2 separate regions of the Homo sapiens genome follow, and region 2 is linked to region 1. A link is a loop called in an ENCODE intact Hi-C map of the cell type or tissue named here. Cell type or tissue: breast epithelium. All regions are shown on one strand. Each heading gives the region's core, and the rest is flanking DNA. Links, peaks and the distances in the headings are about the cores only. Region 1 overlaps RMDN2 (regulator of microtubule dynamics 2). Region 2 overlaps LINC02613 (long intergenic non-protein coding RNA 2613).

What was found. Peaks named below come from ENCODE experiments on the same cell type or tissue, not always from the same donor. Only the 100,000 strongest peaks of a DNase experiment are listed, where the experiment ranks them.
Region 2: a loop joins it to region 1, with 12 times the contacts of the local background. A loop is called at or near these places in 14 of 110 quality-filtered maps.

What each region holds. Positions count from the first base shown.
Region 1 is chr2:37,990,449-37,994,846 of GRCh38, forward strand. It overlaps RMDN2 (regulator of microtubule dynamics 2), which reads left to right. Exons shown (of 11, transcript NM_001170791.3): 7 at 772-849. The region is part of intron 2 of RMDN2-AS1 (RMDN2 antisense RNA 1); the gene reads right to left. Among named protein-coding and RNA genes, the nearest start is that of RMDN2-AS1, 44 kb to the right of the region's middle. In breast epithelium, for the core only: no CTCF peak of the experiment used is centred there; no DNase peak of the experiment used is centred there.
Region 2 is chr2:38,506,385-38,510,782 of GRCh38, forward strand. The region is part of intron 1 of LINC02613 (long intergenic non-protein coding RNA 2613); the gene reads right to left. Among named protein-coding and RNA genes, the nearest start is that of LINC02613, 7.2 kb to the right of the region's middle. In breast epithelium, for the core only: a CTCF peak has its summit at 2,135 (motif pointing left); a DNase peak (open chromatin) is centred at 2,157; H3K27ac peaks cover 1,081 bases.

The DNA of each region.
Region 1 (4,398 bases), core at 87-4,086:
GCGGAGGTTGCAGTGAGCCATGATCATGCCACTGCACTCGAGCCTGGGCAATAGAATGAGACTCCATCTCAAAAAAAAAAAAAAAAAAAAAAAAAGGCCTTTTGGTCATAAGCTCAATAACATCTTAAGTGTGACCAGCACTAAGTAGTTAACAATCTCTGCATATTGATTTGGTGGAGGAAAAGTAGGATCCAATGTAGGATTTAAGTTTGCCATGATAGACAAATAAAGTAAGTAATACACACACACACAAAATGTAGTATTTGCCTCCATAGCTCAATACATAACCCCTCAACGTCAATAATTACAGAGATGAATAAACTGTTCTTCCCTATTTTCCAGCTCCCTATAACCATTTGATAATGCCAGAGGAATAGGTTTCTCCCCCATCTAACTCTGCTATTTTTTCTGCCATTATCCCCTATTCCATGTCATTTGATATTTGTAAGCTCACCTCAGAATCAGTAACTATTCACTAGTCAAGTCATGGGTAGGCAAACATATGACTTCGGTGTTTTCAATTTTTATAACAGTATTTTGGCTTTAAATTACACATAGCTTTATTAAATCCTAGTCACAGTTCTGGTTCTGGTTGTAAGCAATCATTTTTGGTAATTTAGTTATTGATAAGATTTCATTGTATTAATGATAGGGATGGGGAGAACTGAGACAATATTTTAAAACCACTTTTGAGTTACTAGGCTTTGGTGTAGTTCCAGTCAACAATATCTGAAACTTGGGAGATGATTTTCCTTTGGATGCTTTTTTCAGGAACATCTAGATATAGCAATCAAACTTTTACCAGAGGAACCCTTTCTATATTACCTCAAAGGGAGATACTGCTATACTGTAAGTTGAATGCCTTTATTTATAAACTTTATTTGAATATACTATGATTATAGGATAAATTTTCAATGACTTATTGTTTTATTTTTACCCAGTGCCTACTTTAGGGAGAATTATAATAGCAATAAAATTTTATTTTAATGTATAATATATATGTTAAAATTGTATCTGAATTTATAATTTATACATTATAATTTTAAAAGCTATAATCTATGTATTTTATAATTTATAAACTTGTAATTTATATATATTTGTATGTTATATGCCACATTTTATATATATGTGATCTTTTTCTTTCCTGCTTTTTCATTTCTTTTTGCAGTAGTCACGTTCCCTCCCTTTGTGGCTGTCTCAGTTTGGGATCAACAATCCACACACACACCCTGTGTCTAGGTACACTATTCACGGTTCTGTGAGAGGACTTTTTTTCATCCAGTAGTGTATACTGAGCACAAATTATGTGCTAACTAACTGGCCAGGGATGAATAAAACACTCCTTGCTTTTAAGGAACTTAATTTGGAAGGGATACGCGACATATATAGCTCAAATAAAAGCAGCTGGTCCGTGTCTTAAATGACACTATTAGTTTATAGAAAATTACAGAATGTGAAAATGTATCTTAAGAATATGTGAAAAAAATTATCGTGAAAGGACAATGCCATTTTTGAATGATAAAATTGGGGTAGGCAAAGAGATAACTTCTTCATTGCAGCTGAAAGAGAATTAGAGGTGAAGAAGGAAGTTTGCTTTTATTGAACACCTGCTCTATGCCAAATATGCATTCTGTCCTTTATATTTCTTGCTGCATTTCATCCTTAAAACAGTGCTGTGAAGCAGTTATTATTATACCAGTTTTAAAAGATTAAAAATCTGAGTCTTCATGATGTTAAGAACCTTCCCAAAGTCCCATTTAACTAGTCAATGAAAGAGGCAGCATTGAAATTGAAATTGAATTCCAAAATTTATGCTCTTTATATTGTGTTACGTACGAAGAAAACTTACATTTTGTTAAGGAAAAAGGAGTAAAGGTATATCATCTGTTTTTCTCTTTTTTTCCTGGTTGTAAGATGGCAAAGTCAAATAATAGAATGATTACAACACTCAAATTTTTATAACCTACTTAATGTTGTAAAATACACAATGATGCCTTCATTCTCTGAAATATTGCACTGTTGAGTATACTGTTAATTTGCTAAGTTTGTATTACCTTCCAACAACTCACATGTTTTACTTACTGTTTCTTTTCTGTTGATCCCAAGTTATCTGAAATCTCTTCAAGGAAAGAATGCACATTTTACACTTCCTGGTAATTTTTCTTCAGCATCTAGCTCAGTTTTTTGCACTTAAAATAAGCTGCTTCTACAAGTATTTGTTTCTTAAATGATTGATTCACTAAAACTAGAGAAAAAGTACAAAAAAAACAAAGAATAAAAAGCAGTAGTAATAATGGCTAATGTGTACGTGGCTCTTGTAAGCATTTTATGTGACTGTAAACATATATTGTAGCTCACTCACTTTTTCAAAAACCCTATAAGGTTAATAAGGTTAATAATTTGCCCAGGGTCACTCAGCTAATAAGCAGGAGAACAGGATTCAAACACAAGCAGTTTGTTTCTTTTTTTTTTCTTTTCTTTTCTTTGACCAAGTCTCGCTCTGGCACCCAGGCTGGAGTGCAGTGGCATGATCTCGGCTCACTGCAGCCTCCACCTTCTGGGTTCAAGTGATTCTCTTGACTCAGCCTCCCGAGTAGCTGGGATTACACGCGTGTGCCACCACGCTCGGGTATTTTTTTATTTTATTTTTATTTTTAGTAGAGACGGAGTTTCGCCATGTTGGCCAGGCTGGTCTCACACTCCTGGCCTCAAATGATCCACCTGCCTCGGCCTCCCAAAATGCTGGGATTACAGGCATGAACCACCGCACCTGGCCCAGGCAGTTTACTTCTAAAATCTTTGCTCTTAACTAGTAAGCTCTACTGCCTATAAATTATAAGTATAGATAATGAATATGAATTGTGGAAGAGGAAGTTGGAACTCTTTCCACCAGGGGGAATCAGCTTCCGCCAAGGTAATAAAGCAAGTATGAGCAAATGTGTAAAGAAAGTTTCCAGCATATGCAGACTAGAGAACTCAAAATTTTCTGGCCACACAATATCTTAAAGTGTGTGTTAGTCTGAAGTGTGTATGTCTGTTTCTAATCAGGTCAATGGAAGAACCTACAGAAAAAAAAAAAAATAACAATAAGGGGAACAGCCAAAGGCCAGAAACAAAGCAAGAATACCAGTTCCAAGTACTGGTAAGCCAGCCTTGAAACCACCTGATAGTCGGAGGCATTTACCAAGGCTGGTAACCTAAAGCTTAGTCTGTAGACCTTTGTTGGGACTGGGGGACTAGAGACCTGAGCAGAGCAGAGAGCAGCTTGAAGACTGCCACAATATATCTGGGACTCCAAAAGTACAATGCCTGGTGGGGGGTGGGGGGGAGATGAACTTAAATAAAATTTATTCAGCACAAGCTTACAGCAGTGAAAATTCATTTTCAGCCTTAACAATTGGGAAGATAGAGTTGAAAGGAGGAAACGCTGCTAAGATTTAAAAGCCGTTTACCCAACCTCACAAGTGTCTGGAGCTTCAATGTACATTACCTGTCTAGACTTAAAAGCTCAAGAAAGAAATTTTAATTCAAAATGGACTCTGATCTTCACACCATAGAGAAATGGCAAAAGCACATGCTAATCCTCTGTAGAGGAAGGTACCTTTAGATAGGCTTTGTCAAACTTTCACAGAAAGTGTCCCAACAATGATGAGTTCACAGTCAAAAATTATAGACTATACAAGGAAACAAGCCAACAGTAATGACAGTCAGCAGAAAACAAAACAAAAAACCAGCAGTGGACCTAAAAAGACTTCAGATTTTGGAAATGTGGGATACAGAATATTTAATATGTAGCTATAATGTGTTTTTTAAAATAAGAGGAATTGGCATCGGATAGATGAGCAGCATGAGCAAAATTCAGTGCTGCTTTCTGAAAATAAACTGTTACGGCCATGTAACAGGACAAGCTAGAAATTTCAGAAGGACTTAACAGAGCTTTTCTCTTCCTCCATGATGTCAGGCAGTCTTTATAACATTACCTATGCTAATTACAGCATGTTGTCCAACACCAATTATAGCCATAAAATTAAATTGAAAAGATGAAAACTAGAAGTGTTTCCACATATGTTTGACTGTTTTCCAGATCACATTTCAATTACTTAACAAAAGAAAGTCTGTGAGTGGTAAGCAAGCATATGAAAAGATACTGATCATCAGTAGTCATTAGAAAAATGCAAATTAAAACCACAGAGAAAGACCGCTATTTATTCACTTTTTAAAAGGGCTAAAATTTAAAAGATGACAATACCAAGTACCAGCGAGGATATAGAGCAATTGAAACTCATATGTTTCAATGGGAATATGTGAATAATAAATACATTATCAATTCCTAAGTATTCACCAAGAGAAATAAAAATATATGCTCACACAAAGACTAGCATATGAATTTTCATAGCA
Region 2 (4,398 bases), core at 147-4,146, 520 kb after region 1:
CTCATGTTGATTGTAATCCCCATGTGTTGGAGGAGGGGCCTGGTGGAAGGTGATTGGCTCATGGGGGTGGTTTCTAATGGTTTAGCACCATCTCCCTAGTGCTGTTTCATGATGGACTTCTCACAAGATCTGGTTGTTTAAAAGTGTGTAGCACTTCCCCCTTCTCTCTCTCTCTCTCCTGCCACCATGTGAAGATGTGCTTGCTTCCCCTTTACCTTCCATCATGATTGTAAATTTCCTAAGGCCTCCCCAGCCATACCTCCTGTACAGTCTGCAGAACTGTGTGTCAATTAAATCTCTTTTCTTTATAAATTCCCCAGTCTCAGATAGTTCTTTATAGCAGTATGAGAATGGACTAACACAATGCTCGACTATTTTTTCCTATCTTTTGTAGAGATGGGGTCTCACTAGGTTTCCTAGACTGGTCTTAAACTCCTGGGCTCAAGTGACCCTCCCACCTTGGCCTGCCAAAGTGCTGAGATTATAGGCATGAACCACCATGCCCAGCCAAAGCTTTACATTTTAATGCACATAAATTTACGAATGTTTTTCTTTAGTGCTTGTACTTATTTCTGTTTTATGATATTATTGCCTACACTGTGATCTTGGAAGTTTTTCTGTATTTTCTCCTAGAAGTCTGAAAGTTTTACTTAAAATTTTTTTCACCTAAAATTTCATATTGTTGGGTTCGTTTTCAATATGGGCTATCAAATTCCCAGTACCACTAATTGAATAATTTATTCTTTCTCTACTCATCTGCATGTCACCTCTGTCATATATCAAGTCTTCATAAGTACAGAGATCTGTTTTGCGAGTCTCTATTCTGTTCTATTGGTCTGTTTGTCTCTTTCTTGGCTAAAGCCACACAGTCTTAATTTAACAGGTCTTATAGTCTTATAGGGTGAGTCGCTCATCTTGTGTTTTTCAAAATTTCTTAACTATTTTTGGTCCTTTTTCAGAACAATGTTAGAATCATCCTGTCTAGACCCATAAAAAAAATCCTATGTGAATTTGGTTGGAGTCACAAAGAATTTATAATTTGGGAAGAATTGAAATTTATGACACCAAGGCTGGGTGCAGTGGCTCACACCTGTAATCCCAGCACTTTGGGAGGCCAAGGCAGGCAGATCACGAGATCACGAGATCGAGACTATCCTGGCTAACACAGTGAAACCCTGTCTCTATTAAAAAATACAAAAAATTAGCCGGGCGTGCCGGTGGGCACCTGTAGTCCCAGCTACTCGGGAGGCTGAGGCAGGAGAATGGCATGAATCCAGGAGGCAGAGCTTGCAGTAAGCCGAGATCATGCCACTACACTCCAGCCTGGGCAACAGAGTGAGACTCCATCTCAAAAAAAAAAAAAAAAAGAAATTTATGACACTGTATCTTCATATCATAAATACATCTTATCTATCTATTAAAGAATACCTAGGCCAGGCACAGTGGTTCACATCTGTAATCACAGCACTTTGGGAGGCCAAGGCAGGAGGATCACTTGAGGCCAGAAGTTCGAGACCAGGCTGGGCAACATAGTGAGATCCTATTTTACAAAAAAAAAAAAAAAATTAGCCAGGTGTGGTGTCATCCACCTGTAGTCCCAGTTACTTGGGAATCTGAAGCAGGAGGATTGCTTGAGTCCAAGAATTCAAGGCTGCAGTGAGCTATGATGGTGCCAACTGCACCCTAGCCTGGGCAACAGAGAGAGACCTTGTCTCTAAAAAACCCTAAGAACAAAAACAAAACAAAACAAAAAGAATACCTAAACAAGTAAAGTTTTATAATTTTCTTCATAAAGATCATGTATATATTTCTGGTACCTTATAGCTTTTGTTTCTTTTATAGGTGTTAGCTTTAAATTTTTTTATTTTCTAACTGTGGTTGGTACCTTAAAATGCAAGTTAATTTTTGTATAATGACCTTCTATCTAGTAACTTTGATGTGTTCTCCTAAATTTTATAAGGCTCTCTTTTACACATCTCTGGAAAGTTTAGATACTTCTGTACCGGAGCAAAAGTCATCAGCAAGCACTTACCCTTGGTGACAAAAGCAGTCCGAGCAAAGGACTAACTCGCAACCTCCCTTGCCTAAACGACTGCAGCTTGTTCCTAAATCTTACTATCCTATTGACACATGCAACAGCAACGCCCCCTTCTGGAGACCTGCCAACAAGACAGAAGTCTCCAGAGAGAAAGCCCTCGTGCTTGTTTAGATCAAAGATCCAGACCAAGTGGCCTCGCTTGAGGTCAGCCTTGCTGTTACAAAACAGAATGATCCCCAGGCAAAGGGCTCAGAGCCAGCTGGGTTAGATGAGGGGCTGCCTGGGTGACCTGATTAGAGGATGCTGTTTCTTGATTGGCCACATCCACTCTGTCCTTCCACTCCTACTTGAAAAGGCCTTGGGGACATCAGAAAGCAGGCCAGAAGGAGGAAGCAGCACTGCATGGAGAAAGAGTTAGCGTGAAGCCTGCCCCTTGCCCACTGAACACCCCTGCTCAGCCCGCAAGCTGTTTCCCAGCTAGGCTTCCACCCAAAACATCCATCTGGCTTGATTGCTGGGGGCAGCCGGCAGCTTCAAGAGACCTGTGAGGCCAGGAAGATGCATTCCATAGCTGTTGGCTTTGAGGTCATCCTATGTGATGCTAGAGAAAGAGAGACAGAGAGAGGAGGATGAAGAGCTGGTGCCCATTTGTTGGGCACTGGCATCTCACTGGACCCCAGCTGTCTCCATGCAATGGCCCAGAAGCAAGGTGACTTTTCCAGAGATCCCATTTCCCCTTAGAGAAAGGCCATTTCTCCATGGCCTACTTGGGTGTATAGGATAATGGCCTGATGTGAAGGGCTAGGTTTTATTTCCATATCTATCAAAGCTGAAAGCCAATGGGGCAGAGTAAAAAGTAAATGAACCTGAAGTCAGACAGATCTGAGTTCAAATCCCTAGGTGAATTCAGGCAGGGTGTAATCAACTCTTCTGAACTTTGATTTCATCCTCTGTCTAAGGGGGAAGAAAATACCTTCCTTGTAGGGTTGTTGAGATGATTAAATTGAATTAAATCATGTACATCGCAGCAGAGTGGCTGCCTGATAAAGCTGTTTTTAATCCTTAGAAGGATAATCGCTGAGTCACCTCTCTAATGGATGTGGGATACTTGCCAATCTCAACCTTTTCCCAGTGAACTAAGAAATGTGAGTTCTCCTGAAATGAGAGGCAGCCACTAAGTCCTGTGTTGTGTGCTGAGGATGGAGTTTATGTATATATGGTAACTCATTCTATTCTTACGAGAACCCTGTGAGGTGGATAGTATGGATATTATAGCCATGCTGCAAATGAAGAGACTGAGGTTCAGAAAAGCACCATGACGTCTTGAAGTCATGAGCAGGATATAGAGAGCAGAGATAAGAAGCTGTGTGTGTCCTTTCCAGAAGCCTTTGCTGTGCTGCCCAGGTCATTACCCTTCTCCTGTCTTGACAATCTAGTCCTAGACCTCAGGTAGTCCCACAGGTTTTTTGTTTTGTTTTATTCTGTTTTTAGAGACAGAGTCTCACTCTGTCGTCCAGGCTGGAGTACAGTGACACAGTCATGTCTCACTATGTTGCCCAGGCTGGTCTCTAACTCCTGGCCTCAGACACTCCTCCTGCCTCAGCCTTCCAAAGCACAGATATTACAGGCATTACTGTGCCCTGCCTTAACCCCACAGTTTTTAACTTAGCTCTGGGGCAGTCCTGATCTCTCTTTTTCAGAGGATAAATTATTTCAATTGCCAGGAGCAACAGTTCATTGACCTACATGACCCTTCCGGGCTCTAGTGTTAACAAGAATTGACTGAAAAGCTATGGTTTTTTTTCTATTCTCGCTTTTCCTAGGAACTGCCATTTTGTGTAATGTCCATGAGCTGGAAAGTACAATCAGATAACATTGAAGAGGCAAGAAAGGCTCATGGGAAGAAAAAAAGGGCAAAAGAAGCATTTTTATAGGAATCAGCAAATCAATATTTAAACAAAAAATGATTTCTCTTATTATATATTGTCTTTACTAGAATGATCTGTGCAGCTACTGGTCCCTTCATTCATTTCTAAGGTTCTGGAGGGAAAAGGTCTGTGTCTGTGTTTAATCTTCTTGTTGCTGTTTTTTGGGATTTTTGTTTGTTTGTTTTTTTGTTTTTGAGATGGAGTCTCACTCTGTCACCCCGGCTGGAGGTACAGTGGTGTGATCTTGGCTCACTGCAAGCTCCGCCTCCCGGGTTCAAGCCATTCTCTCACCTCAGCCTCCCGAGTAGCTGGTACTACAGGCGCCCACCACCATGCCTGGCTAATTTTTTGTGTTTTTAGTAGAGACGGGGTTTCACTGTGTTAACCAGGATGGTCTCGATCTCCTGACCTCGTGACCCGCCCGCCTCAGCC